Regions from separate parts of the Homo sapiens genome. Here region 2 is linked to region 1. The links are chromatin loops, found by intact Hi-C in ENCODE. Cell type or tissue: heart left ventricle. All regions are shown on one strand.

Region 1 (2,500 bases):
TATGTTATTATTTCATAAACTGTTCTAAAAGGATATACCTATCTCCTGAGAGGAGGAAACTACTGTGCTTCTGATGATGTTGATAGATCCATAACAAGCCAATTTATCTGCTCCTATTAGCTGTGGGTTTTTTTTTTTTTTTTTCTGAGATGGAGTCTTGCTCTGTTGCCCAGGCTGGAGTGCAGTGGCATGATCTTGGCTCACTGCAGCCTCCACCTCCTGGGTTCAAGCAATTCTCCTGCCTCAGCCTCCTGACTAGCTGGGATTACAGATGTGTGCCACCATGCCTAATTTTTGTATTTTTAATAGAGACAGGGTTTCGCCATGCTGGCCAGGCTGGTCTTGAACTCCTGACCTTGTGATCCACCTGCATCGGCCTCCCAAAGTACCAGGGTTACAGGTGTGAGCCACTGTGCCCCGCCTAGCTGTGGATTTTGAGAGTCCAAGTTGACTGTAGGTAAATTTGTAGAAAGACAATATACCATTTTGCCAATTAGCAAAAGCCAAATAAGAACACAGTAAATTGTATTTAAAAGAAAGCTCACCCATTTCCACAGACGTTGAGCATTTAAGAAATGCTAGACATCTGAAATATAAACCATGAAATTGACAGGTTGGGTGAACAAAACTGCAGTGACAAGGCTGAATGAATGGCTGGAGGTAAGCCACATTGAAACAAATTTTGACAAAATTCACAGTAAAATTATGAGAATTAGATTAATTGGCTTTTTGGTGGATTATGTATCTACAGATATATGTATCTTATTAAAAATTTTCAAACAGTACAGAAGCGTATCAATAAGAAAAACCAAACTTTTCCCATTCTCATCTTTTTTCCTTCTCCCACCTTATTCGCCACAAAATACCCCACTGTCATTGGATAATACATCCTTTTAAACATTTGCTGTGGATGTTCAAATGTATTTTTGTGTATGTGACTATGTAAAGCAACACCCTTGAATTAGGTGAATTTAGATATAATGTGATTGTCAAGCAGCTGCTGCTGTTCTTTGTCCACCACATTTTCAAATGAGGATAGCTTCCCTTTTGCAAGAGGGAGACTTAGTAAAAGGGCAGGGAGAGGTAAAGTAAGTAAACAGTAGACAACCTCATCTCAGCAAGTGAGGTCTTGGCAGGAAAACTCCCTTATCCCCAGAATTCTAGCCTCATCTCTCCAGACCAGGCTACTGAAATGGGTGCTAACTAACTAACCAGAAGAATCCATGAGTTGCTGTCGCTATCTTGGAAGTTCCAACTAGAATTGTACCCATTGATTAAAGTCAGAATAGATAACTGCCACCAGGTGGCGCCAAAACTGCAACCAGGGCCAGAAAGGACTGGCTTCTGAAGCTTGCCCCAATCATTTAATTAACTTTGCAATCATGGCCTTATAATTACATGATTTTTTGTTAAATAAATAAAGATATATAATCTATTTTAACTTTTTTCAATGAGTGAAAAAATCCATTTGATTTTTTTCCCATGAATGAATACTCCATTATATAATGGAAGGGGGGGAAGAGATGAGCTATTGTCTCTTTTTACATAAAATGAGATTGTATCCTATGTATACTGTTTTACAACTTGCTTAATAATATGTCATTGCACTGATCATCATATATTTAACCAGTCAGAGAGTAAGATTGAGAGGTAATTCACATGACATAATTTATAATCTTTGTCCCCCAAACCAGGAGGCAAGAAATCAGAAAACCAGAGTTGGCACATAAAATGTCCCAACAACGATGCATTAAGCTTTATTTTTAAGAGAGCACCCTTAGGAGGCTGAGGCAGGAGAGTGGTGTGAACCCGGGAGGCGGAATTTGCAGTGAGCTGAGATCGCGCCACTGCACTCCAGCCTGGGCAATAGAGCCAGACTCCATCTCAAAAAAAAAAAAAAAAAAAAAAAGAGCACCTTTGAGCCTCCCTCAGAGCTTATTTTAAGGTATTTCTAGCCACATTAGTTCGAAGCCACAGGTTATGAACAAAATAACAATAGCCCTCACTTATATCCCTTTTTACTAAGCATTGTTGTACACCTTGTCTGTGTACATGTTTGACATGAGTCTCATGATCATTTCTTTGAGTCAAGTAGGGTAGTTTGTATATAGATTTTACAAATTAGGGCAGTGAGGTTTACAGAAGTTAGGTGGTCTGTTCATTGTGACAATCCTGGTTTACCCAATTTCAAATCCAGTAACAGAAGAGGACACATTGACCACAGGAAGATGTGGTATCTGACAGCTTGAAAGCCCAGGAGACAAGAAAATTATAAAAGGCAGGAGAGATCAGAGGTCACAGAGAGCAACTGAAGAATTTTCATATATGGGCAAACTGCTTATATGTCTTATTAGTTCCATGGGATAAAATAAATGGAAATACTTATAGCCCAAATCTGTCTCCTCTAGTAGTGCCCTCTTACATTCAGTAATTACTGAATTCATTTATTCAATCAGCAATTATTATTTGGGTATCACTATGCACCAGGTAAACCTAGATA
Region 2 (2,500 bases), 330 kb after region 1:
AAAGACCTACGGGCAAATTTTGCATAATGCAACTGAAATTATGACCTTCGTGCAAATAAAACTTTTCGAAGACGTGAATCCTACTTAACAGGTATTCAGGGAACTCACTATTTAAAATGACACTGATTAATCACTAAATGAGTCTTACACTGAATAATTGGTTAAGTCGGCTGAACTCAGTGTCTGATGGCTTAAATACAGAGCGAGGGGCGAAAGCTTCCACAAATTTACGCTGTGCACCTAACATTCGCCACGACAGAAGACTTCTTGCTCTAGTGTATTTATTACTGTAGCATTAAAGGACTTGAAGGCAAAGCTAGCTATTCTAGTTATCAGTTAGAGCGGGACCTGGTCCAATATTGTATTTTCTAGGACTTGATGTACACAAATCTCTCCAGGAACAATCTCTTGAGCACTTTCCTTGAAATACCGCTGCTAAGTACCGCCACAAAAAGAGCTTACGTTTTTCTTTGCACTGGCCACCTCCACACCGTATTCACAACACGAAGGGGCGACCTGAGGCAGGCGTCTGGAGTGAAGGCACTGGCAGGGTGTCCTTTAGCCCCTGCGAGGGCGGCCTGCATGCCCTGGAGGACCGCCCGCCTCGGGTCCCCCGGGAGCGCGAGGACACTTTTCCGCCAGGTACGCGGAGTCGGGCTGCTCCCTTAGGCGGGTCGACTGCCTTGGGAGAGAACCAGCCCATCCTTCCCTTTCTCCAGTCCTCAGGAACCGAGCTACAGAGTCGCTTCCTCACCTCTTGGCTCCTGGCGAGTCTCGCCGGCGTCCCCAAGCGCAGCGTCCCTCTGGGACCAGCCGTCCGCGCGCCTGTCGCTAGCGGCGTCGGGTGTCCCCGCTACTGTGTGTCAGCTGCAGAGCCGATGCCCAGGAACGCGCAGGAGCCAGGCAAGTGCCCGAGAGGCAGAGCCCGGGAGGCAGAGCCCGGGAGGTAGAGCCCGGGCGCGCCGCCGCTGCCCCTCCCGCCGCGCGAGCCCGCCGCCCGCCGCGTTGCCCACGTTGCCCAGCGTTACCGTGTGGACCCGCGCCGTTCACAGTCCGCTCCCGCCGAGATGTGCGCGCTGCCCGGACAGCGGCGGCTGCGCGGGCGGCAGCGGGGCCCCCGCCCTGGGCCGGGCTTTCCCAGAACTCGCCCGCCCCGGGTGAGAGGCCGCTAGCGCCACCGCGGGCGGCCGGGCGGGGGAGCGGCCTGTGCCGGGCCCGCCCCCGGCTCCTGCCGCGCGGGGAAGGCGGGCGCGGAGCGAGGACCCGGCCGCCTCCCCCGGAGCTGGCTGCTGGCGGCGCGACCCCTTCCCAGACCCCTGGCCCTGACCCCTAGGAGCCATCCTTTCTGGCGGGAGCCAGAGAGAGCGCTCCTGGGGCGCCCGGCTCCGGGAAGGGCGGGAACTCTGCACACCTCAGGCGGCGGGAATTTACTCTCACACTACCCCAGGGAACCACCCCTGGTTGACAGATATGGAAACTGAGGTTCACGGCAGATAAAGGACACGATCAAGGTCTCTGTAGTAGATGGCAGCACCAAGTCTCGAATCTGTTCTGTCACTCGTTCATTTAATACATATTCATTGAGCCCCATCAATGTGCCCAGCGTTGTGCCAGGCTCCGGAAATACTCCTTTTGCTGGTAATGGTGGCCATCCAGGACTGCGGACTCCAAATCCAGTACTCTTTCATTGCTCAAGCAAACCTGAAGATCTTCACAACTAGAAACTACAGGCTTTGCACAGAACTTCCTTAGCCGCTGGAGCGGCTTTTATGAGTCTTAGGAGAGCCAAGGACCTGGAAAAAAAAATCAAATCATCATCCTCCTCCCTTTCGCCTAAACCTGTGCCTCCTCCCTCTACCTGTTCTAATGGAAGACCGTTCCCTAGGCCTGACCTCTTCTCCTACATCCGATCAGGACCCATTCCTGTGGCCCATATCGCCTCCCACTGTCCTCTCCCTTGGACCAAATCAATCCTTCAAACCACCGCTGTATTATTCTTCCTTTTTTACAACTTTAATCTATGCAGAAAACTTCACTGGCTCCCTATTGCCCTCCAAACTAACTCTCCATGGCTGTGTAACCCAGCATGCCCTGGCTAATAAGGATCACCCAACAGAATGTCTCTCCCACTCTAGCTCTGTACCTGAACTTAAGCTGAGCCTTCTACCTGGAGCATCTCCTCCCACACACTTTCCTCCTGCTCATGTTTGACCCTTTCTTTCGGGTCCCTCTTAAAAGTGATCTCTCCTTCTTGGAGGCTCCAGAACACAGGAGAGGTTGGAGCAAGAAAGCACAGGAGGCCCAAAGAATCCTGCTGTTAAGAAAAATCTGCCAGTCTGGTCCTTAAACTGTCTTGCTGTTTTCTCACCACTAGGACTTTAATGAAAACTAACATGATTGCCTCCCTGGAGAGCTGATTTCAGAAAGGTCTCTGCAGAGGGCTCTAAAGAAATTCTTTGTTCCTTAAGATCTTGGCATTTTAGCACTAGGACAGTGAGAA

The links. A loop is a pair of places that touch in the nucleus more often than their neighbours do. Peaks named below come from ENCODE experiments on the same cell type or tissue, not always from the same donor. Only the 100,000 strongest peaks of a DNase experiment are listed, where the experiment ranks them.
Region 2: a loop joins it to region 1, with 5 times the contacts of the local background. A loop is called at or near these places in 7 of 110 quality-filtered maps.

Annotation. Positions count from the first base shown.
Region 1 is chr10:94,319,274-94,321,773 of GRCh38, reverse strand. All of the region lies in intron 29 of PLCE1 (phospholipase C epsilon 1), which reads right to left. It also overlaps a transcript of NOC3L not described here. Among named protein-coding and RNA genes, the nearest start is that of PLCE1-AS1, 33 kb to the right of the region's middle. In heart left ventricle, CTCF peaks have their summits at 1,107 and 1,308 (motif pointing right); a DNase peak (open chromatin) is centred at 1,313.
Region 2 is chr10:93,992,513-93,995,012 of GRCh38, reverse strand. PLCE1 (phospholipase C epsilon 1) reads right to left here and starts at 1,082. Exons shown (of 33, transcript NM_016341.4): 1 at 755-1,082. It overlaps LOC105378438 (a long non-coding RNA gene), which reads right to left. Exons shown (of 4, transcript XR_946215.2): 4 at 1,294-1,793. RefSeq lists a silencer at 979-1,268. In heart left ventricle, no CTCF peak of the experiment used is centred here; DNase peaks (open chromatin) are centred at 582 and 972; H3K4me3 peaks cover 1,965 bases; H3K27ac peaks cover 1,866 bases.